Regions from separate parts of the Homo sapiens genome. Here region 2 is linked to region 1. The links are chromatin loops, found by intact Hi-C in ENCODE. Cell type or tissue: GM12878. All regions are shown on one strand. Each heading gives the region's core, and the rest is flanking DNA. Links, peaks and the distances in the headings are about the cores only. Region 1 overlaps MAN2A1 (mannosidase alpha class 2A member 1). Region 2 overlaps MAN2A1 (mannosidase alpha class 2A member 1).

Region 1 (17,333 bases), core at 4,059-12,058:
ACTTGAAACATGGTGGGAACTTAATAAATGTCTGTTGAAGTAAATCTATTAATTTAATAAGCAAATGCAATATAAATAAATGAAAGAAGAACACTAGAGAGGAAGGGTGGAGTAAAAAAGACAAAGAGGAAGGAGGAGAGAAAATGAAGAATAATACATTGAATCATAACATTTGGAGGTAAGTATCTGTAGCTGAAGACTGTGGGGCAGATTTGTAGATCACACATTTTGGTAGGTCTGTATGGTATTAAAATGTTTTTTTTTTTTTGTTTTTAAGCCAACTCTTTAATAAAAAATTCATAATAAAAAAGCAACCTCAAAAAACCCAAAACACATTTTTTGTTTTTTACCCAAGAAACTGGAAATCTGTGTCACCCTGGGCAGGCATTCAGTCCTATTGTGGAAACAATCAGCTGGAGCTGAGTTGTGGGTCTTGGTGGGATATGTCCTCAAGTTTACTGTAGATCTTCTGGTCACCTAAGTATTTACCCTTAAACCTGGTTGATCTCCCTTATGCTGTCACTTTTCTAAACCATATAAGTATTTAATATTTTAATCTGATCTCTCCCAATTTCTTCTCCTTATATTTAAAGGTACAACAACACAATTTTAACACTTGAACACTTACAGGGTTCCTAGCTCAGTGCCTCATTAACCAACCAGTAGCAGGAAAGGGGTAAGGATAAACCGTCAAAGAAACAAATCCTAAAGCCGTCAATGCCTGTTTTTAGTCCATTTTCTGCTGCCATAACAGAATACCACAGACTGGATAATTTATCTATAAAAGAAGTTTATTCAGCTCACAGTTCTGGAGGCTGGGAATTCCAAGAGCATGGCACTGGCATCTGGTGAGGGCCTTCTTGCTGCATTATCACATGGTGAAAAGGCAAGAGAGTGCAAGAGAGCTCATTTTTATAACAAAGCCACTCCTGCAATAACTAACCCATTCCGATGATAATGGCATTAATTCATTCATGAGGCAGATCCCCCATGACCCAAAAGCCTCCCAAAGGTCCCACTCCCAACATTACCACAATGGTAGCCAAGTTTTCAACACATGAACTTTTGGGGGACACATTCAAACCCTGGCAATGCCAAAGAGATGAATCCTATTTTCCATTTCTATTGGCTTTGAGGATGATTAGCATAAATGATGGTCAACCTCGTGCAGCCACAGTCCTCACTGGACACCTGCACATATTACACAGTGGATATCATCCAAGTCCTTGTTTTTACTGACTCTCTGCAGAATTCTCTGAGGACAGGACTTACTTCCACTTAGTCAGCTCGGGATTATTTCCATGAGGCTCTGTCATGCTCAGGGCTTCCCATTAAAATCTCTTCCTATTCAGGGAGTATCCCCCTACTTCACTTCCCTCCATCATTATTTTAGATATTTGAGTCTGAGTTGAAATTAAGAACTCTTTCTAGAAAATTCAAGTTACATGGTATTAACTTTCATCAATTAAGTGTCTTTTTAATTATTTTCACTAGACATTAAAATGTATTTTCTCTTCTCTAGTTCATTTCTTATTTAAAAGAAACCATTAATTGAAGACCCAGAATCTATACTTGAGTAAAAGAAAAATTTAATCAACATAAAAACATTAAATTAAATTTAAATCAATTACTATCCAAGGAGTTCTGAATGGGAATAAACAAATTATTTCACTTCTAAGTCAAAGCTTTATAGATTTGATGTGAAAATTTTTATTATTGCAGTTAACAGAAGTTTTATAGATTAGTGTCAATATAAAGTCATATAAGCGAGAAACTTTTTCAGGAGGAGCAAAAGACAGTAGCTGTCAGCACTCAGACAATGATTTTCCTATGCAGATTTAGTCCTTAAAACTAAGCTATCTTGTCAGTGATTGATTTAAAATATGAGTCTCAAGAATGGTATGGCTCTTGACATCTAAAGTGGATACTAATTCTTTTTTCTAAAATATTCTAAATACTGGAAGAATTTTTGCTTTAATTAGCTGTTGCTATTTCATTCAATCAACTAGTATTTTGTTTAAAGAATGTCTACCAAATATAAGGACAAATGAAAATGAAGGCAACAAGTCCCTGGAATCTAGTAGGAGGAATGCAACATGCATATGAAGACAAGGTAATAGGCAGAAATTGCAATAAATACAGTGGCAAAATGTACTCTAACAGCTCATTCATCTATGCATTTCGATATTCATTCATATGACATATATTAGGCATGTCCTCTGCCAGGAACAATCCTAGAAGCAAAGAAAGGCACATTCCCCACTCTCATGGAGTTTATGGTCCAAAGGAGGGGAGAAGACAGGATCAAATAATCGCACACTTGCAGGAAGGTGAGATGCACAGTTTGGAGGCAGCATAGGGGAAGGGCTTTTAACCTGGTCCAGAAGCAGCTGATGAAGTAAGCACTAACCGGAACTATCACCAAGAGTCTCTAAGGCAGAGGATAACAGGCCATGTGCAAAAGTGCGGTGGGGAGGAGGGGATGGAAAGTACTTGGGACTTAAAGGAAACCAGTGGGCCTAAAGCAGACACAGTAAAAGGCATGCCAATGCCAATGCCTAGGGGACATGCAGGGCCCATATCATGAGGGGCTCTGGAGGCCGTGGTAAGAAATTTTGACTTTTATACTGATAGCAATGAGAAGATATCAGAGGGTTCAACAGGAAGCAATAAAGTTAGATGTGGCTTTGAAAAAAAACAAAAAAAAAAACCATTCTGCCTTCTGGGTTAAGAACAGACATACGGCAGAAAGAGAACAGGGTGGATGTGTATAGGCTAGACCCAGGAAATACAGGAAGTCACTTTAGATTAGGGTGGTGGAAGTAAAGAAGATTATAAATTTGAAATATTCAGGCAATGAGATAGATAGGTGATGGCAATTACTCTGTGAGAAAAGGCTGATGGGGAGAAGTGTCTATCAGGCAGAACTCATGTCTGTCTTGGAGTTGTATGGATGGCGGTGGCTGTTGACTGGGGGGAACACTGAAAATGGGCCAGGTTTGGGAGAGAAGAGAGATTATGAGTGTTTTGGATATGTCAAACTTGAGGTGTCCTTCTAAACAGAGAATATCAGGAAGCAATTAGATAGATAAATCAGGAGGTCAGACACAAGCCTAAGTTGGAGATATGTATTAGTGGCTTCTACCTGTGTGGAAGATGCAAACAAAACCAGAGGAGTAGAAGAGATTGCCAAGGGATAGCATAAAAAATAAGAAAAGGAGAAGGCCAGGGGACATGCTTTGAGAGCTCTAAGATTTAATGGCTGAGTAGAGAACTATTAGAGAGATAAAGAACTGCCAGACAGGTAGGAGGAAAACCAAACTGCATAGCTCCATAGAAGCCCTGGCAAGGCAGTATTTTAGAGAGTGACAATGGCCAGTGCCAAATACTGCTGAAAGGTGAAGTAAGATGACGAAAGTCAATATGCACTGGATCTACTGACATCGGAAAGAGCTCTTTCAGAATATGATGGAGGCTAAAGCCAGACTGAAACAAATGGATTGTGAGAAGGAAGTGATGAAATAAACTCATCTCATAAACTCTGACTCAATTGGGTAGGAGAGAAGAGGATAGCAGCTTACAGGAAATGGAAATAAGAGTCTGAAGGAAGGCTGTATTCCATTTCTACTTTTAATAGAAGAAAACAGAGTGTTCAAAAGCTAACAGAAAGAATCTCCCAGGAAGTGTTGGATATGAGGAGCAAGGGAGAAAGAGAGAGGGAGAGAATGAACAGTAAAAGGATGCTGAGGTGGGTGAAGAGAGTAAGTTCCAAGGACAAGTGGTGGGACCTGCCTAGGATGATGGACTGTAAAGTGTCTTTTAAATGTAACAGGAGGAGAGATGGGAAGGGTGGGAGTAGATGTTAGATAACTGGAACAGAGAGCCCTGTCTAATGGCTGTTCTCTCTATAAAGTGAAAGGTACGATCACTGGCTGAAAAGAGCAGAAAGGACTTGCAATGGTCAGGTGCAGAAAGGAGAATAGAGCAAAAAGAAAAAGCCCATGCTCAGGGCTATCCAAGGTGGGTGGATCAATAACTTACGGAGAACTCTGAAGATAACTTTGCCTGAACAAGCATATCGTCAGGTCATTCAGGTCCAGCTGGGCTTTTGCCAGACCATTCAACACAGAGTACTAGATTTTTGCTTTGAGGAGTAAACCTCATAGAAAACCTACATATAAATACATTTTCAACTGAAGAGTCTAAGACTAGAATAAGTACACTAAGATTTCAAATAAATTTTACTAAGATTTCAAATAAAGTTTACCAAATTTAATCTCCTAAGTATATGACTAAGTTCTATTCTTTAACTTTTATTTAGCTCAATTTTTCAATTCTTATGTCTTTCAAAATAATTTCAGGAATATTTACCCAAAGTGATTTCCTGTCATTATTTTTTATCTACATAATAAGCAAACATAAAAAATAAAAAGACCTAAGTGCAAATCTTACACGATATTTATAACTGAAGTTCTCTTTCTGTGAATGTGGGCCACATCTACTATAAAGAAATCTCAATATTGGAAATGATTTTTAAAATTTTAAAAGTGGAAAGTCATAATTTCAAGTTTTGGGTGACAAAGAACAATCAATATCAGATCATGCTAGTTATTTTTTCATACCGTATTAACAGCACTTCTTTTTTCTAGTAGTATTCGAAATAGATTAGCTGTAATCTTGTTATCCTGGATACCTTGCTCAAGGCCACGATTATCATCTTGCATGAGTCTTCGATCCATGATAACTTCAATCTGACCTAACACACAAACAAACAAACAAGCAAAACTGACCAGAATAATTTAATACTGACATTCATTGAGCATCACTTAAGTAGCAGTCATGATGTATTGCTCTAAATTTCCTCTCTAGTCAAGGAGGTGGATTTATACAACCCACTACACCATGGGCTTTCTCTTGATAGTAGCTCAAAGTAGCTACTACAAATTCATAAAACAGGATAGTATTTCTGTGTTTCTTTAGTAATGTTTCACAATATCTGATAAGAAATTTAAAAGTGAGACAGGACAGATCAAAATTTAAATGAAACTTTTTTTCCAAAACATTAACCTAAAGAGTAAATTAAGTTCTCCGAAACTTTTAGTAGCACCATTTGGAATCAAAAATGCTTATGAGGTTTATTAGGAAATGTACATCACATTTCCAGGAAGTGAGATAATGCTGCTTTGTTAACCACGGCTTGAGTCTTACTGTCTAGTCCTCTATTTAGGGCACAGCTTTGAGAATTTAAGGCAGTGTTTAAAAATGAGTGGCTCAAGAGTCATGTACGGCACAAAGATGTTTTATGTTTTCTCAACATAGTGTTTTTTAAAAAATTGTATCAATATTTTACAGATTGAACAACTTCACGTAAAATTCCAGACTTCTGGACTCTTCTTCAAAAAAAAATTGAATTTAGCAACACTGGGCCCCTAACCACACAGCAACAATGCTGCCCCACTGCACATCGGGAACATGCTCTTCAGTTTGCTCAAGTCTCTAACCCTCCCTACTGGATCCCTGATGTGGAACCATTACTACTTTCAAAATCGAATTCATGTCTTTATGGCATGAGTTTATATGATCTTATCTAATGAAGGCCACAAAGAAAAATGAGAAGTAGCAGTTTTTGTGTGTGTGTGTAAGATACAGAATGCATGTATACGCCTCATGTAAAAAGTGGGCTTGTGTCAAAGGACACACCAGGAATCTGCACTCAGTTATTATCTGGCTCCTTCAGATATGTATCTCTACCAACTCTTAGAATGTAAGAAGACCAATGATACCATGTATGATAACCAATTAAAAATATGTATTATAAAGGATCAAAGCCTCTCAATAGAAAGACTTGCAAAAATTAATCAGTGTCTATTGACTATTTTCTCTCACTTTCTGCGCATCACTTTCTCTCTTTTGGAATCCTCAAAGCCACACCTCTTTATCCCCATATCTCTATCATTTCTACTCCCTTCCTTCTTTCAGGTGGTAGCAGAATAGAAAGACCATGATTCAGAAAAGGACCTAAGTTTGAACCACAACTTCCCAACTTTGCAAACGTAGGCAACTTATCTAAACCTCTGAATCTGAGTTTCCACATCCGTTAAATCATAATGATGATGGAGACCTCTGCAAAATACATACTATTAGGAGAAGCAAATTATCTTTAAAAAGAAATCTTGACATGGAATTTTAGGTCTCCTGTTCTTCATCTGAAGATTTAGGAGATTCATCTTTTTATGTTGTTCTCACAAAACCCAAACTTAACTAATAGTCTGGTTGTTGAAAGAAAAAAGCTGAAAAGAAGACAGGGAGGTTTTAACTAGAGATTATACCACATCTGACCAACAGAAAAAGTATACAGTTGGAATTGAAACCTTTCAGAGTGGAAAAGAGTGTAAGCAATACATACCACTATTCAAACTCGAAACCCCTAATGACTGAGCAGAGAGCAGTGTCAAACGATGTTTGGCATCCTGGATATAGGCCATTGTGGTCATGGGATAGACATTTGCTTGAAGAGGCAATTTGCTCAGTGTCATTCTAGGTTGAATCTATAAAACACAACAATTCCATCTACAAAAAGTGATATTTACATATGTTCTTTTAAAAACTTGAGGACAGGTGATTTTTCTTCCCAAGAGAAAAAGACAAAGCTTCCTTTTTATTCAGTGGAAGAAATAATTTAAAAATTAAAACATTATTTAAAACAATATGAAGAAAAACCACAAGGATATTAGAAAACAACTTTTAGGTGGGAAAGGTAGAACTTGTCCAGATTTTTAAAATAGGCATTCCTATTTAAATTCAGAATAAAAATGCTTAAAAGTCTTCTAGCTCTCCAATATTTGCATAAAACAAATTATAAAGGTATTAAGTATTCATTTCTCATCTAAATCTAACAAACTGCTTTTGTAATGAATGCTAAGTATAATACCTCTCTATCCCCTTTCAAGAAATATCTCTTATTATTCTTGAATTGGTTTTAATAAATACCACAGGTCTCTGCACCAAATCTTCTAAGATATTATGTTAAAATCAAATGCATATTTATATTTAAAAACCATTCAGTGCTTACTCTTTTTGATTAGTTTCAATGTAGATAGTTCCAAATTCCAATTCCTTGCAGCCTAGTACCTGAATGTTTGAAATATGACTCTACTTTTTGAGAAAGACTGTCGGTAACCCCAAAGCCCATCTGGGTCACAGTGACTGACTCTAAGCTCAGAACCCTATTATCAGTGAATCTTAATGATACCACATAAAAATGTCATCTCCTCATTTAAACTCATGAAAGTTGGATATAAAAGTGAAGAAAAGAAGAGGTACAAAGTTACCGTAATAGTTAACATGTATTAAGTGCCCATTAACGAAAGGCATGGTCCGGAGTATTTCACAAATGTGATCTTTAATCTTCCCAGCAACCCTGCAATGTCTCCCTCAAATTACTGGTTGTACTAGGTTGAATAATGCCTCCCTCTCTCAAATTCCTGTCCACCCACAACCCATGAATGTGATCTTATTTTGAAATACAGCCTCTGCAGAAATAGATGAGGTCATTCTGGATTATGTTGGGACCTAACCTAATGACTGGCATCTTTACAAGAAGAGAGAAATTTGGACACAGACAGACAGATACAAGAGGCATAGGGAGAACGCTGTATGACAAAAGAGGTAGAGATGGGAGTGATGCATACACAAACCAAGGAATGCCAAGCATAGGCAACCACTAGAAGCTGGGAAAGGGCAAGGAAGGTTATTTCCCTATAGCTTTTGGAGGGAATATGGCCCTGCCAACACCCTGATGTTAGAAATCTAGTCTCCAGAACTGTGAAAGAATAAAGTTTTGTTGTTTTACGTGATTCCATTTGTATGGCAGCCTTGGGAAATTAATAAACTGATAAAGCTACAACTGTAAAATGTTTAAAGAAAAAAAAAAAAGTAAAGCTACCTTAAAAGAATTCTCTATTTCTCCTTTCCAAACCCAATTAACTTGTAAATGTAAACTTATTTTAAAAAATGTAAAACTACCACAATCGTGTTGTTGCTACCCCGATTCCCCACTGGTGGAGCTAGATACCTAGTTTTGCCCAAGTACTACTATATCCAAAGCTTAAAAAATGGTCAATTTTAAAAGCAGAAATATTACAGACTTAAAAGTAATATTTTCTTTTTTAGTCAAACGTTCCATCCTCAAAAAGAAAATTCACATTTTTAGTTATTCGGTTTTACTAAGTTTCTCATTCATGTCTACACCCAAAAATACAAATAACTGGTTTTGTATAATTTTAAGAAAATACTTTCTTTTGTACATAAAAAAATGAATCACCATGAAGTTGAGATTTTATCTGGAATCCAAATGGCTGTAGTCGAATTAACATGCTAATTCAGAATGTATGCTGCAATTTTTATGTTTTGGAAAAAGTTTAAATTTAACTTTTGCAGGAAATCATAGAAGAGAAAATTATTAAAATCTTTTTCACCCACCCCCAGTTGAAAATCAAAGTGTTTATTGTAAAATTATTTCTATTCACAGCCAGAAATTTCTAAAACACTTGTTTTAAAAACATGCTCATGGTTTTAATGGTATTTCAAAGATATGTTATCAAACACATACACTCAGAAAACAGAGATTTAGGTAACAATCAAAAGTGCTCTATTAAATTGGAGAATTGACAACCTGATAAGATTGTATAAATCAATTTCCTTACTACAATTTGAAACATTTCATGAAAATTTTGATTAAATATATACCTGCCCATTTCTGAATAGATATACCTATGTATATGTATACATGTGTGTCTGTGTATGTATAATGGTATACACACACACACATATAGAGGAAGAGTTTTCCTGAAATTTACAAGGGCCCATTATTAGATCATACATTAAACCAATATATAGGGAACAAACTTAATAGGTATGGATCAATTCCTTATGAGGACAACTAATATAGACTTTGTATCCCCACCCAAATCTCATCTTGAATTGTAATCCCCAGGTGTTGAGAGAGAGACCTGGTGGGCAGAGACTAGATCATGGGGGTGGTTCCCCCCATGGTGTTCTTTTGACAGTGAGGGAGATCTCACAAGATCTGATGGTTTTATAAATGGCAGTTCCCCTGGGCTTTTCTCTCTCTTGCCTGCAGCCATGTAAGACTTGTCTGCTTCCCCTTCCTCTACGATTGTAAGTTTCCTGAGGCTACCCCTCCAGTCATACAGAACTGTGAGTCAATTAAACCTCTTTCCTTTATAAATTACCCAGTCTTGGGTATTTCGCTATAGCAGTGTGAGAGTGGGCTAATACAAAAACAGACCGGGCACAGTGGCTCATGCCCACAATCCCAGCACTTTGAAAGGGCGAGGTGGGCAGATCACTTGAGTCCAAGAGTTCGAGACCAGCCTGGCCAACATGGTGAAACCGTGTCTCTGCTAAAAATACAAAAATTAGCTGGGTGTAGTGGTGTGCGCCTGTAGTGCCAGCTACTTGGGAGGCTGAGGCAGGAGAGTCGCTTGAACCTGGGAGTAAGAGGCTGCAGTGAGCTGAGATCATGCCACTGCACTCCAGCCTGGGCAACAGAGCGAGACTCTTTCTCAAAAAAAAAAAAAAAAACCCAATAAGTATAATCCATCAATCCCTAATTATGTTTCCTTTCTGGTAGATAAATTCATATATATATTTTTTAGCATCAAGATATTTAACATTCATAGTGGTCACCAAATTTACCCTTTGAACAAATAAATCCTTACAAAAAGATGTTCTAAAAAAATGGTCTCCCAAATATTTCTTCTAACTGTAGAACCCGAAATTTTCTGTCAAAATTCAGTTTTATTTTAGATATAATTTGCAACTTTAAGTATACTTTTTCAAAGGATCCAAAATTAACTGGGCCATTGTTATATATAAGAATTACACACCAATACAACCATTACTTAAACATTTTAAAGGAAAAATTACCTGGTACCCATTTAGGTCAGTATAAAATCTATTTTGGCTTTTTATATCAGAAGAAATTTTCATTGCAATCTCACGGTTATATACTTTTCGGATGTCCACAATATTGGAAACTTCCACAGACTGTCCTTCTATTCCTAAATTTAAAAAAATATATATGGATTAATAGAAAGAAATTACTTGCCTCACCTTTTTGAAATATACTATACAGAACTCTTTCCAAAGTTACATTTTCTTGTTTTCTACTTCTTGTCTTAACATCTCTCATATAATAAATGCTATGACAATTTAACTTTTCTTTTTAAAAACTATCAGAAGGTAGATAGCACTTATTCAGGGGAGCATATTATTCATCTAAAGAATGAAGCAGCTGGGATGAGAAAAATGTAGATGATGTATAACATGTAAATGATTCTCTGAGTTCTAGAGGAGAAACAGGACATGAAATGAAAAAAGGGCTGCCCAGCTACAGGCCAGTCCACTTCTCATCTGCACCACCATTCCCCAAAGAGCCATTCTAGCCCACTTTTTCACCATTCTCTCCTTATAGACCAGAAATTATGAGCCAGTAAAGTTTACATTCTGCTGGTTCAAGTGACAGTGTATTATTGCTAGGAAAAGAGACAGGAGATCTAATGAGATGGTTTATGGCTGAAAGTAATATTAACATATTAGTATTTGTGGACTATAATCTGGAAAGCTCTCCAGAAGTTAAATCAATTTTAGTTGAGTTTAGTTATCTCTTAGGACTCCTTGTTATGAAATGATCCATTTTGTCCTTTGTTATGTAAAACAGAGGACAGCTTTAAAAAGTCCCTAACATATCAAACATTCATTTGGATAAGCCTCAAGTGTTTACTAGTTTCTGTCATTCTACTTTAATTGTATCTTCAGGTCCTCAGTGAGGCCTTGGGTCAATTTCATAGATAGAGAAGAGGAAATCCAACACACTTAATACAGATCAAGGGTGTATGAGATAAAAAGGAATGAATTAATGGCATTTGCAGCGACCTCCATGAGACTGGAGACTATTATTCTAAGTGAAGTAACTCAGGAATGGAAAACCAAACACTGTATGTTCTCACTGATATGTGGGAGCTAAGCTATGAGGATGCAAAGGCATAAGAATGATAGAATGGACTTTGGGGACTTGGGAGGAAGGGTTGGAGGGGGGCGAGGGATAAAAGACTACAAATAGAGTGCAGTGTATACTGCTCAGGTGATGGGTGCACCAAAATTTCACAAATCACCTCTAAAGAACTTACTAATGTAACCAAATACCACCTGTACCCCAATAACCTATGGAAATTTTTTTTAAAAACGGTGCGAGAGAGATATTACAGGACCTTCTAAAGAGAGCAATTAGGAAAGTGGTCATAAGAAGAAAGAGTGACATCATTCTATTCAATAAAGCTGACGCTTTCTGAGGTTCAGAAAGGAAAAAAGGAAAAATGCATAAGGTAGGAAAGGAGTAAGGAAGACTTTTTCCTAGGACACAAGTAGAATCCCCAGAGCTTAGCAGAAGGTGACAGCAAAGAGTTAAAGAAAGGAAGTTTAACTCTGTGAGGTTTGTGGGAAAGAGTGTAAATGCAGGCCCCATGATTGTCGGGGCTGGCACCCGTGATCCTACTGAACACAAGGCTTCTCCTCAGGACTCCGGCGCACCACACAGGTTCCCAGTGTTCCCAGTATTTGGCTGGGGCAGGGCACGCCATAGCAGGCAGTTTCCCTTCCATCCCCCTTGGGCCATACTGGATCGGTCCTTCTGGAAACAATGACTGATAAAGCAGAGAAGGTTGCTGTAGAACCTGAAAATGTGTTTAAACGTCCCAGGGAATCTGAGACTCCTTCATCTCAGAAAAGGCAGAAGATGGCCCTGTTGTTAAGGAAACAAAGAGCAGGAGACAGCCTTATTGGAGGCTCTGCCATGTCCAAGGAAAAGAAGCTTATGGCAGGAGATGGTATTCCACCAAGCCAATTGGATTCTCGGTTTGATGACTTCAGTGGTTGCAGCAAAGATGGGCTGATGCAGAAACCTGGTAGAAATGCACCTGTAGGAGGAATCATTACCAGCAATTTCTCTGGAGATGACCTAAAAGTCACAGAAATACTCCCTTTTCCAAAATGTCAAGAAGAAATTAATGCTGATATAAAATGTCAATTAGTGAAGGAAATTCAACACTTTAGACGAAAATATGAAAAACTCTTCAAATTGCTTGAAGGACTGCAAGGACCTATAGAAGTCAAGAAATGATTTTTTGAATCCATCATCAAGGAAGCCACAAGATTTATGAGACGAGACTTAATTCAGCACCTTGAGAAGAAACTGGAACAAATGATTTCTGGCTACTTGTTCAAGAAGGATCATCTCACCGCAAATGCATAATCTTGTTAATGACTGAGGAGGAAAAAAGGATCAAATTGCTGTTTTCTAGAATGGAGCAGGATATTGCTGAAGCCTCCTAGCATGTGTTAGTGAATAAAATGGCCTTCCAGAGGCTAAGACATTTCTGTTAAAAAAAAAAAAAAAGAATGTAAATGCTGTTAGTGTAGGCACCATAGATTTATCTGAAAAGTACAATGGAAATTCTAAAATAAAAATAACAATCTAGTGATAAATTAACACTTAAATGGGCTGAAGCCTCTAGGATCAGAATTTTCAGAATGCTCACTGAATTTCTTTCCGGTATATACTGCTCTTCCAACTTGAATGGAGCTAACTTCAGTTTCTTCCTACATTCATAAAACTATTATGAGTACCATCTCCATGGGTGAGGAAATGCGGAATGTTATTTAAAAAAAAAAAAAAAAAAAAGAGAGAGACAGGGCCTCACTATGTTGTTCAGGCTGGCCTCGAACTCCTGGGCTCAAGCAATCTTCCCACTTCAGCCTCCTGAGTAGCTGGGACTACAGGCATGTGCCACTGCACCCAGCTAATGCCTTTTTTTTTTTTTAATGGCCATAGTCTGAACCACTAACCCCTGCCAGTTACCTACACATGTACATTTCCTGATGACAATTATTACAAGGACCTGCAAAGATAGATGACCCAAATATCTCCACCACTATTGGGAAGTTGAAAAAGAAATCACACATATAGCTGATGATAAATAACAGTATCTTCTCTGACCTACGAAATGCATCACTCTAAATGCAAACCCTCTTTTCAGTATGCTTACATTAACCAAAATAGTTTTGTAAAGCCAAAATGAAATGTATATGGAATTTTAATAACAAAAGATAAGCATCTACAAATGAACCAAAAACATCCAAAACACAAAATGTAGCACCAAGCATGATAGTATTCACGTAATACTAGGGAGCTTAGCTGATGACAAGAAGTAAACTCTAATTCACTAAAAGAATTCATTGGGTTTTTAGTACTATTTTATGTTTTCTTCTCTCTAGATTAGATATTGTCTCAAAGATCAACAGAATACATGAAATGAAATAAAGCCTTAACAAAAGAGAACATCATTAATTTTAATTCATGTATCTCCAGAAAGCATTTATAAAAGAACATGCTTCAAGGAAAAAATGATAATTTCACACTACCTCTAGCAATAATAAAGTATTTCTGTTGAGAAAATCATCTTTCTCAACCTCAGTATTATACTCAGACCCTGTTGTGGCAACAAACACTTAAAGCTCTTTAAAAGGAGCCTTTATGTCCATTCACAATTCAGCAAGATATCAATTTAAAGTTTGTATCAGGACAGACTTTTAAAATAAGATTAAACTTAATATGCTTATTATGAACAAGCCAAACAAAACCTGTAATGGTCATAAAAGCAAGGAGGTATCCCTGAGTTCTCAATGATAATTTATTATTTTTTTAAAGATCAGTATATGTGAAAGAGTGAAAGGATTGCCAATTGTTCCTATTCTGTGTCAGTAATTCCCTAAGTTTGTACCTTTCCCAAAGAGGCTCATGAAATGGAAGGGAGAACTTCCCAGGAAGCAGGAATGCAAACCAGCAGTATCCAGTGGTCTGTTTTACCTGTGCATCACATGGCAGCAAAAATGCTATTTTTTTTACTAAAGTGGCTCCACCTGGGCATGAATGGCCAGGGCTTTCTAAGTCCCTCTGGGGGACTTAGACTTCTCTTTAACACTTTACAAGATTAGTCACTAGGGAAAGAAAGGAGTGATGCCATTCCCAGGTTTTAACAAAGAGAAATATGTGCCCTCTTGCTGCTAATTCTCTCCCCCTTGGAAGAGAGAATGGAGTTTGTTTATCCTTATTTGCATAGGCAACGCAAGGTAGAACAGAGCCAGTTCACAGGTGAAAAGTGGTAATAAAAAGGCCAAAAAGAGTCCTTCAGAAGGTCCCACTACATCAGAGTGTTCTATAGATGCTGTAGATTCCAGTCTCACACCCGGAGCTAGGATTTTTTTTTTTTTTAATCTCCCTACAGAATGTTAGCTTCTCACAGATACAGACTGTCTTACACACCATCTTTGCATTCCAGTTCTTAACAACATTTGGGGTACATGGTAAGTACTGAATCACTGTTAGACAGAAATAGCTAAGATATGAAAGCCTGTCCTTTATCATGCAGAAGTTAGCTGACATGGGAGGAAAGTAAACTGGGCTATGGATAAAGTTTAAGTAGCTGGAAAGATGAGAGAATAAGAACTTTCATTTTACATATATGTTACATGCATGTTAGAATATAAGTTCCCTAAGGCTAGAGACCATGTCTTATTTATCTTCATGTTCCCAGCACGTAGACATGTACAATAAACGTATACTGAGTGAAGGGTGGTAAACGTATGCTGAGTGAAGGGTGGCAGCTATGTCGCAATGACAGGAGCCAAGAGTTATTGATGCTTACTATGTACCATATGTTTACTACAAGCTTTACATATAATGACTCCTTTCTTCCTGACCCTAAGCTGAGGAAGAAATCACTCGCCCAAGGACAAGACTGGCAGAACCAGGACTAAACTACTACATCATCATGTCTCACTGGCAGACCAACTATTGGAGAAGGCTCAAGTTACTCTGGGACCAAGGGCTGGGAGAGGCCTTGTAGTAAGCGAGTAGAGAGAAGACCTCCAGATTTTGTTTTTGTTTTTAAGGGCAGAGGGCACTGAACTGAAATCTGATATCCTGCAAGAGCTATTTGAGTGAAATAAAGCACAAGAGGCTTCCAGACCCCAAAAACTCTTTAAAACAACCCAAAACTCTCTTTTAAAATGGCACACTCACCTTAGAAGCCAAGAAAGTAATACATATTTAATATTAAAGACAGATACTCTATTGCACAGCAGTTCCTCCCCACTGTACCTAGCTGAGATGTACATAATGGTGAGCCCAGGAGGCACACACCAGCATGTTCACTGCATACTGGCACTAGGAACAAAAAAATGGGAAGACATACTAGATGCCCTTCAACAGGGAAATGAATAAATAAAATCACATACACCCATGTTATGGAATGCTGTGTCACAAATGAGAAGAATGAGGTAACTGTCTCTCTTGGCAGAGAAACATCAGAAGAAAAAAGCTAAATGTAGCATTTGTATAGCATGATAAACTATGCTGAAAATCGACACAAACACAATACTATACTTTTCTACAGTTGTAAGACCGTGTGGTGCACGTATGCTTGCACATATATCTGAATTCCTCTCCTGAAGAGTGGATGGAGACAGACACAGATGCCAGAGGAATTTTACTTTATATCTGTAATGTGTGAAGTCAGAAGAGTACACATATATATTATTTATACCTGTATTTGTAAAATAATATTAAGCATCTTTAGAATATTTTCTGAGACAGCAAGAAGAAATAAAACCAAGTAGGTCACCGTCAGGAGGCTGAGCCGTATCACAGCTTTGGGAGGACAGAACACTCAGGCTTACAGGGTTTTAGCACCACTCTCAAAATGATGTTGCTCTTCTCAGAGCCTTCCCCCACTGGGTGGATCAGGAGAGAGAGAACAGAAAACAAAAGGCATCACCCTTTTAACTGTTGCTTAGCACCAGTCTAAGGAAACCAAAAAGCGTGCTCCCTCGTGTGGGGAGAGAAAAACTGGAGGGCATGCCGGTGCGGTGGCTCATGCCTGTAATTCCAGTACTTTGGGAGGCCGAGGTGGGTGGATCATGTGAAGTCAGGATTTGAGACCAGCCTGCCCAACATAGCGAAACACTGTCTTTACTAAAAAAAAACCCCACAAAAATTAGCCAGGTGTGGTGGTGGGCACCTGTAATCCCAGCTACTTCAGAGGCTAAGGCAGGAGAATCACTTGAACCTAGGAGGCAGAGGTTGCAGCAAGCCAAGATCGCGCCACTGCACTCCAGCCTGGGGCAACAGAGTGGGACTCCATCGCAAAAATAATAATAACAATAATTATTATTATTGTTATTATTAAAAGAAAAACTGGAGGGCAAGCCCGACACACGCCATGCCTGAAATATGAGGTAAAAGAAACATCCATGAGGGTGTAAGGACTCCAAAAAATGCAAATGGAAACCCTGGAGTCATAGCTCTGAGCAACAACTAATGACGGCCTTTGGAAAATCCCAGGCTTTTACTTCCTCTGTACCACCAACTCTCTCAGATCCTTCAACAATTTATCTGAAGCCGCCTAATTCAACCCTGAATTGCAGAATCTCAGAGTTAGCTCAACCCTCTCCACCTCTCCAGATCATTTTATTCTAGCTATTTTGAAATGCAAAGTATACTTTTCCAAGGAATATACTCATAAACCATACACCACTCTCACCACACTCAACCAGTTATAGGAGTGAGAGGCAACAACTTGGGAAAAACGACAAAAAAGAACCTCACTCATATCCCAGCAAAGTCCAGTATCTTATCAGTGGCACCTAATGTGATTAGGACAACTCATTAGATCAAGAGGGACAATAGCAAATGGCCCACGGTCACCTAGGAAAAAGACAAGTGATGGCGAGAATCCTAAGCGGCATATTTAAGTCTGCAAATAAAAGTTTAACTGAAATTTAACATAGCTATCAAATCACATAAAATAAATCTCCAAAACACCCATCTAAGATTCAAAGAAATGTCTGAGTGTCTTAAAAATACTGGCTCTCAGGCAAAGGGAACCTTGTTATCTATCTAATTGTTGCTCTCATCTCCTTTCCTCCAATCTGTGTCTGAGCAGAGAGGATGACAGAATCATCATTTTGTTGCAGAAGTAGGATAATAATAGCTATCAGAAAAAACTAGGGCTTCTGATTTTGAATATTCCCTCTTCAATATGGGAAACATTTTGTTTTGTATTTTAATCATCAAAAATATAAAAATACCTTTGCTATTATGCACTTACTTTAGTGATGTTTTTGTAAACTTTATCCAACTTAGCTTAAAGCTCAAGCTTATGGTTATTAATTAACATATACTGCTTAATTCG
Region 2 (8,631 bases), core at 1-8,000, 150 kb after region 1:
AAAGGGAAAGGAATTAGAAATAGACAGAAAAAACAAAAACTACATATCAGGAAGTCATGGTCCAGAAGTTAAGGAAACTGAAATATAGCATGATTCTCACCAGCTGGAATATAAGAGACTCCACTTGCTCTAATGCTCAGAATATTTCCTTCAAGTGGCACAGGTGTAATTATCAAGATTATCCCTCCTTCTTATGAAGCCAAACTACCTGACATATACTGCATGGTATTTAATATCATAAAATTGAAAACACTATGTACTGGTTTTCTTTTTTTTAACATTTTTTATTTCTTTAACTGACAAATAGGATGTGAGGGCGATCTGGCTGCGAAATCTGTCACCCCATTGATCGCCAGGGTTGATTCGGCTGATCTGGCTGGCTAGGCGGGTGTCCCCTTCCTCCCTCACCACTCTATGTGAGCCCCTCCTGAAGCTGCATGCTCAGTCGTAGAGGATGACCATCCCTGATGGAGGACGGGTCTTCGGTCAAGGGTATACAAGGAGCTGCACTCCCCTGCTGGAACCTCCAAACGAGCTCTAACTGACAAATAAAAATTGTATATATTTATCAAGTATATCATTTTGAAAAATGCATACATTGTAGAATGCTAAATCAAGCTAATTAACATATGCATTACATCACTTATTTATTCTTTTTTGTGGTGAGAACACTTAAAATCTACTCTTTGCAATTTTCAAAACTACATGCTTTATTATTAATTATAATCAGTATGTTGTACAATAGATCTCTTGAACTTATTCCTCCTACCTAAAATTCCGTATCCTTGTTTACTGGTTTTCAATTTTTGTAACCAACCTATAGTCAGAGTACATAACACATTCAGTCACAGAATGAAATGTAGATGATATAAGGTATGTTGATGTAAAAAAACTGATGGCTGAGGGAGGGTGAGAAATGAGAAGGAAGAGAAATTGAGTGGGAGAAGGCTGAGAAGTACCAAATTCCTTGACTGACAGAGTGGGGAGTCACTTTAGGCCTAAAGTTGATGAATCAAGAAAACAAATGCAATTACATCATTGAAAGCTGTTAATGTATATCAAACAGAAATTGAATACAAAACTTTTTTAAAAACTGGGAAGAGTAGGGGGTATTGAGTTAAATTCTTCATCTCTTATAAAGGGAAACAATAGCTCAAAATTGAAACAAAAATCAAAACAGAGGTATATGCATATATTTAAAGAAGGAACCACACATGGAACATAAAGAAATGGTCAGAAGTGGGACTCAGAGAAGAGTGGACTAAAGATGGGGAAAAAAGGGAGAGGGATTCTATTGTCAATGTGTACCTTTCTATGTCATTTGAATTATTTCTATGTGCATTTATACCTTTTACATGTTTAAAAGAAAAAAAAAATCATTGGTAAAGTCCCAGCTCTCCGGACTCCTCACTGAAGCCAATGAAGTGCACCAGCAAGAACATAGGACAGGGTCAAATTTAGAGTCTTCTCTGCTCTTGGAAAAAGCATTTAATTTCTCTGGACTTCCAAAGGCACCACCTGCAAAGGAGGCCAGTGGTAAATCCATTTACATGTGAAAAATACACAAATGCATACATTTTTAAATGCAAAAAAACAAATACTTAAAAAACTCTACTTAACACTAACCTTAATACTACTCGATGAGACGCATTACCCCCATTTTGTTCGGACTCAGTATACTGCAATTTAAAGATGATACTAAAATCTGTGAGGACACAAATGGGGTGTTAGCCTGTGTCACAGCAACACAGCAAAGAAAGTGACATATAATCTTTAAAAGTGAAGAAAATGATGAAAATTAGCAAGAACTGCTCTTTGATAAGCAGAAGAGCAGGCCAGTACCTCTGCTGACAACCTGAAAGTACCCTGCCTCCAAGCTGAGCAACGCTCAGGATCCCAGAGACCGGCTGAGTTCCATCTTCTATTTACAGCTTATGAAGAAGATACCTATACCTGAGCTCTCCCTTCTCAGGACTAACTAACCCAAGCAATCAGACTGGGCTCAGAATTAAGCCCATCTGTGAATTACAGCAGATCCAAAAAGTCATAAAGTCATGGTTTTCAGTCTTGAAGCTATGGATCAATTTTGCCTAGTTCATGGCCCAGAACCTTCCTTCCCAGAGCAGTCCTACAGTGCAAAACCTTCAGGTGAAAGAAGAGAAACAAACTCATCAAGCATGTCGATGCTCTAGCATCAAAGTTCCCCAAGGATACCTGGAAATCTATGAAACATGTAGATAACACAAGTTTTAAACCACTCTCTAAAAACACAAAGTTTGACCAATGCTTATCTAATAACCAATTTACGAGAATTTTGTTTGTCTTTAATTAACTCACATCTACTTTAACAGATCTAACAATACTATTTGCCTCCAATATTAACAATAGAGAAATATAGTTTAAACTAGGGATTGGCAAACTCTGAAAAGGGCCAGAGAGTAAATATTTTAGGTTTTGTGAGCCAGTTTCTGTCTTAACTACTAAACTATGCCACTGTTGTGTGAAAGTGGTCAGAGACAATTGGTAGATGAATGACCATGGCTATGTCATGAAACATTATTAAACCACTTAAAAATGTAAAAACCATTCTTAGCACATGGCCCTATAAAGACAGGTGGCAGACAGATTTCACTCATAGTTAGCTGACTCAGCAGAGTTCAAAACCAGAGGCCTTGGAGACAAAAGAAGGAAGATTATTTGTCAAGAACTTCATTCTTTCCCTAACCTCCCACCTCCACCCCACTTTCGTAAAAAATGCTATTTAGAGGACAAAATGAAATGATCAGGAGGAAAGTCTCTATCCACTCTCCTTATTTTCCAGTTTCTTTCCCTGCTTTTTCTCATCTCAAGAAGATATTTAAAATGTTGTAACCAGAATCATCAAAATTAACAGAAATAAAAACAATACACTGAAAAGTAAACAGTCTGCCTGAGAAAACTGCAGACATTTCAAAACATTTTTGCAGACAATTTTTATACTACCTTATTAATCAATATATCTTATCTTCCTATGCTAAGAGGAATAAATCTGGATAAGTGCCAACCTGTAATTCAGCTGGAAGAAAGTAAAAGATGATCTATTTACAATGACCTGACCCTAATGTTTTTCTCAGAATACACACGTCCAATTGGAAAAGAATTTTTTTACGTTCCATTATAAGAATCTTCCATTTTTTCCTTCAACTTACCTATGAACATAATCTATCCTTGAAATTTTTTGTAACATACTACAATCTAGAATCCTAAATGTGTAAGTGAATTTCAGGCATCCTGAGAAAGAATAGAGTTCACCCATCAAAAAATGCTAATTGGCTTTTTGAGCTTCGGCCTTTTGATCAATCCTTCCTAAAACACAGAAGTGCTAACGACATGTACTGGGTATAAAGAAGAGGCCACAGCCAACACAGTTTCAACAGGGATGATTCCCACTCCCAGAGGATATTGAGAGCAGTGTCTGGAGACATTGTTGGTTCCTACAACTAGGGGTACAGAGAGAGAACAGTGATGTTGGCAGATATCGGGTAGACAGCAAGGATGCTGCTAGACACCCTACAACGCACAGGACAGCCCTTAACACGAAAGAATTCTCTGGCCCAAAATGTCAACAGCAAAGAGGTTACAAAGCCTGGATAGAGGCAGCAAATGGTAGAGTATGTCCAGTTTTAAACTAAAGTACTTTCTCTTCTTTAGAAAACAGTATGTTAGATTTAGAAATTTAACATTAAGATATTTAAGAGATACCAACCAGGCGCAGAGGCTCACGCCTGTAATCCCAACATGTTGGGAGGTCAAGGCGGGCAGATCACGAGATCAGGAGATCGAGACCATCCTGGCCAACATGGTGAAACCCCGTCTCTACTAAAAATACAAAAATTAGCTGGGCATGGTGGCTTGTGCCTGTAATCCCAGCTACTCGGGAGGCTGAGGCAGGAGAATCGCTTGAACCCGGGAGGTGGAGATTGCAGTGAGCTGAGATTGCACCACTGCACTCCAGTCTGCCAACATAGTGAGACTCCGTCTCAAAAAAAAAAAAGATATATACTAGATACCTACTATCCACCTGTCTGCATAAAATATAATTACCTTAAACAGGGCACTCTTTCAGAAAAGCTATGATATGACCTCAAGTGACAGAGTTCATCAAACCAAATGATTTACTTCCTCCCTATTATAGGCACATTTAGCTATACTCACTAAAGCACTAGATGTGAGCTCCATTTCAGTACAATTAATCCTCAAACCTGTCTGAATTTAAAAATGGTTTCAAACTTAAAAATAGCAGCTTGGCTTGATAACTGAAACAGAAACCCATTTTAGTTAAAATGTCCTACTTCCTCTCCTGATTAACCTACTAATAACAACTGAGAAGCAAAAATCACTATTTTAGAGTTCTTCCTCCTTGCCTTAGTTCTGCTCAAACTTTTATAAAAGCTGCTGCTATCAGGAACTTTTACCAAGACAGAAGGGATAAAAAATGCAATAAGGCCTTTACAATCCAGCAAATACAGGTCATCAGAGCTGCTAAATATCCTTTCATTTTCTTAAAGATTACAGAAGTTGGAGAACAAGGGAAAACTAAGACTCCTGAATGCAAAAAAAGCTAAGAATAAACCAGGTGATCAGCAACAGCTAGTGAACCACTCATTCCAGGAAACTCTCAACACTTCAGTCCTTCAAAAAAGACTAAAGTTTTCAGTTATCACAAAAAGCAATAGCTGACTCAAAAACAAATAAAAGTGGTCATTTTAGCCACTATTTTGCCCACAGCCCAGACACCTCTTAATGCAAATTAAAAGCTAAGAGAGAAAATCCCCTTCCAATAATACAATTGTGACATCTCCCTGACAAAAATATTTGTTTAGGCCCTGATAACAGTGTTCATCTGGGAACAACACACCCAATTCAATTTAAAAAAAACAAAAAACAAAACATAAACTACTATCTTCAGACCACAGACAGTCATGAGTATCTGGCCCAGTTGGTTTACAGGAAATAAGTTTGGGTCTTAGTGAAAAATGCTGATCAGGAAGAGACCCACAGGGCTGTTGGACTGAAGAGGAGTTAGAGGACACCATCCTCAAAAGGCTCTAATGTTTGTTCTTGCATTCCTAAATGCTGGATGCACTATCAACGTTCCATCACTTCCCAAAAAGCACAGATCTCCGCATTATATCCCAGAAAATAAGACAATCTCCCTCATACAAACGTGAACAAACCCCAGCACCAAGTGCTATTGTTTATAAATAGACTGCACTCAAGGAAGGGGAAGGAGATCATATTTTCCTTATATGTCATTCTTAAGTAAGATTTACAGATTTATGAAAGCAAGAAAAAAACTGGGGAATCAAAGTCCTAGTTATATGTATTGCCATGAGTCAACTTTCATTAATAACATCTACTATGCTGGACTCTTAAGTACTACTGATGTAAAGTATGTAAGCACATTTCTGTATGTGTATTACAGTAAGTTAAAAAAAAAAAACACAAAAGGCAACTGGGAGCAGTGAATCACACCTATAATCCCAGCACTTTGGAAGGCTGAGGCAGGAGAATAGCTTAAGGCCAAGAATTTGAAACCAGTTGGTCAACATAGTAAGACCCCGTCTCCACAAAATAAAAATTTTAAAACTGGCTGGGCACAGTGGCATACACACCTGTAGTCCCAGCTACTCAGAAGGCTGAGGTGGGAGAATGGCTTGGGCCCAAGAATTCAAGGCCACTGCAGTAAGCTGTGATTCCATCACTGCACTCCAGCCTGGATGACAGAGCAAAACCCTATCCCAAAGAAAAAAAAAAAAAGGTATACAAGTTCTCACCTTCTAATGGCTTTCAATCAAATGCTTATTTAAAGGCATTCTCACTTTCTCACTTGATAAATGTTACATAGGCAAAAAGATAAAGTTTTAACTTCACTTTCACATTTTCCATCGGAGTCTCAATTTCCATATTTTAAGAGTTAATATTAATCTCTACGGTCATATGCTACACTAATTACTTAAAAAGTGATCATTTGTTATACAAAACCTGACTCATTAATTTACTTCTCCAGATCCAAACATCAGACTAATTAATAAGACAACCCTATTATACACACCATAGATAGTAAGCACCTTGTGAAATCTGCTTGTAAGAAGTGATGACTAATTTCAGGGAGACCTTAACAAAGTTTCTCCTTTCCATCTGCTCAAATTCTTCCAAGTTATCATAAAGCATTTTCAAGACATTAGTCTCTGACCAACCTCTCATTCACAGTGGAATTTTTATTAATTTTCTTAGCTGAGATTTATTAACCCTGAAATATACACACAAGTTTCAACAGATTAGGCCCCCTGTTGCCTCTAGTCCTCCAAGGAATTCCTCCCAGAAGCAGAAGCAAGGCTTCGGAGTGCTTCAGGATAGACTTCCAAAGAATATCTTAGAGGCAGGCAGCTGTTCCGGGGTGAGAGAAACTGGAGCACCCTCGGCCAGCCCACTCTTGCCCCAGAGTCCAGCCAAATGGTGGAAAACACCAGAGTTGTGAGAGAAGAGAAAAAGAACAAACCCCCGCTCTCCAAAAAAACAACAAATAGATTGCTCTCAATCTAGGATGGTCTTTAAAAATATCTTGTTTACAAGATAGACCTAAAGCCTAGTGAAGGTTCCGTATCAACTGAAACCAACTAAATGGGCAATTTAGAGGAACCCAATACCTATCTAAATAAACCGTTCTACTAGATACCAAAAAATGACACATAGTGACCGACCTGCTTGGCTCTACTAAAACTCAAGAATTCAATACCCAAACTTGCCAAACAAATGTATTGCAACCTCCTTTTGCTATGTTTGGTATTATTAAGAATAAGTTAGAAGCAGTGAAAAAAAAAAGAATCAACTCAAGTTCTGGATGCTGGACTACACAATGGTTTTCATTATAATGTTTAGCTCTGAAATGAGCTCAAAGACATTCTGGGAAGGGTATAAATCTCTAGCAGTAAATGTTTCAGAAAAAGGACCATATTCATTATGGCTTCAAAATAAAAGTTCCTTTAGTCATAAGCTAAGGTACCAGAGAGCAACATGCTCTATACAGGGGGCAACCAACCCCAGGGCCATGGACCTGTTAGGAACCAGGCCACACAGCAGGAGGTGAGTGGCATAGCAGGTCAGCAAGCATTACCGCCTGAGCTCCACCTCCTGTCAGATCAGCAGCAGCATTAGATTCTCATAGGAGCACGAACCTTATTGTGAACTGCGCATGCCAGGGATCTAGGCTGCATGGTCCTTATGAGAATCTAACGCCTGATGATCTGAGGTGGAACAGCTTCATCCCCAAACCATCCCCCGAAACCCCCGACTCCCCCCATCCCCACCCCTGTCTGTGGAAAAACTGTCTTCCAGGAAACCAGTCCCTGGTACCAAAAAGGTTGAGGATCACTGCTCTATATTTTACATCAGATCTTTCCATAAGCAAATGGCAGCCTAAACAGTAGGCAACAGATTCCTAAGAGGCAAGACAACTCAGTGGCTGGGAGCCTGGGCTACAAAGGCTACCTGTTCAAATCTCAGCTTGCAGCTGTGTGATCTTGGGCAAGCTAATTAATCTCTCCGTGCCTCAGTGCCTCAGTCCCCTCGCCACTTAAGTTTTACCCTGTAAGATACGAAGGCTAATGTCACACACATAACGGTTAAGCTTACAGAGGGGTCTTAGAATGTCTATCTGCTTGAGGATTCAGTGGCCGTCCAAGCACTTAAAGAATACCTTCTTTCTGCAGTGAAAATCCAGTACAGAAAATCTGAGAAAGGCAATCTTAAATGCAAAATGTTCCACCTCCCAGTTGAGTACCAACAGCCTTCCCCTCCAGCAGCCACTTTGACCTTTCATCAAATGCTTTACGCTTAAAGCAGAACTTCAGCCTCTCATTGAGGACTAAGGATAGATATTACAATACTGGAATTAGCTTTGCCTAAGATTTCTCAGTAACTGAATGAGTCACTCATGTCTTTAGATTCTGAACAGAGAAAATGTCAAGGTTGCCAGAAAACCCAGGTCCAGATGTTTGCATAAACCATTTTCAAGTGATCATCAAGCCAAAGCCAAAGGACATTATTTTAGAAAACACTTTAAGTAAAAATATCACTTTTTATGATTTTCCTGTAATGGAGGAAAATCTGAAAATGAGGTTACTGGAGGGAAAAAAATTACAGTAATTTCAACCCCAAAATTACACAACATATCAAGCTAAGCTTAAAACTCCTTACCTTTTTCCAACTGTTTTCTTCAACCTCATCAAGAAGCACTGGACAAGCTCTGAGCTCAAGATTTAAAGATGCCCTCAGTGCTTGTTTCTATTTTCTCTGTCATACTACCTAGGGGAAGCAGAGGCTTTTAAAATTTTGATACATCTCTCTGCAGCAAGATTTTTAAAACCTCTCACCGACAAAACATGTTGAGTGCTCTGTATTGATGACAGCATCCATAAAAGGGTCTTTTTTCACTTTCACAATAATTCCAGTAAAGTTTTTACTTTAATCTCAATTAAATTCAAGCCATTTGCTCTAGCATAACACAAAAAAAATGGCAAGGATATTCTTTGGTCATTTAAGTTATCACAAAAGAGAAAAAAATATATATCAACTTCACGTCTAGGCTTC

The links. Hi-C counts contacts between places; a loop is a spot of excess contacts. Peaks named below come from ENCODE experiments on the same cell type or tissue, not always from the same donor. Only the 100,000 strongest peaks of a DNase experiment are listed, where the experiment ranks them.
Region 2: it touches region 1 in a loop (9-fold over the local background); 26 of 110 quality-filtered maps call a loop at or near these places.

Annotation. Positions count from the first base shown.
Region 1 is chr5:109,835,080-109,852,412 of GRCh38, reverse strand. MAN2A1 (mannosidase alpha class 2A member 1) reads right to left here. Exons shown (of 22, transcript NM_002372.4): 17 at 9,952-10,085; 18 at 6,407-6,548; 19 at 4,623-4,756. It also overlaps the pseudogene CT45B1P. Among named protein-coding and RNA genes, the nearest start is that of LINC01848, 39 kb to the left of the region's middle. RefSeq lists a silencer at 15,791-16,085. In GM12878, for the core only: a CTCF peak has its summit at 8,056; no DNase peak of the experiment used is centred there.
Region 2 is chr5:109,691,510-109,700,140 of GRCh38, reverse strand. The region is part of intron 1 of MAN2A1 (mannosidase alpha class 2A member 1); the gene reads right to left. It also overlaps the pseudogene RN7SKP230. Among named protein-coding and RNA genes, the nearest start is that of MAN2A1-DT, 4.7 kb to the right of the region's middle. In GM12878, for the core only: no CTCF peak of the experiment used is centred there; DNase peaks (open chromatin) are centred at 4,310 and 4,700; H3K4me3 peaks cover 3,736 bases; H3K27ac peaks cover 1,823 bases.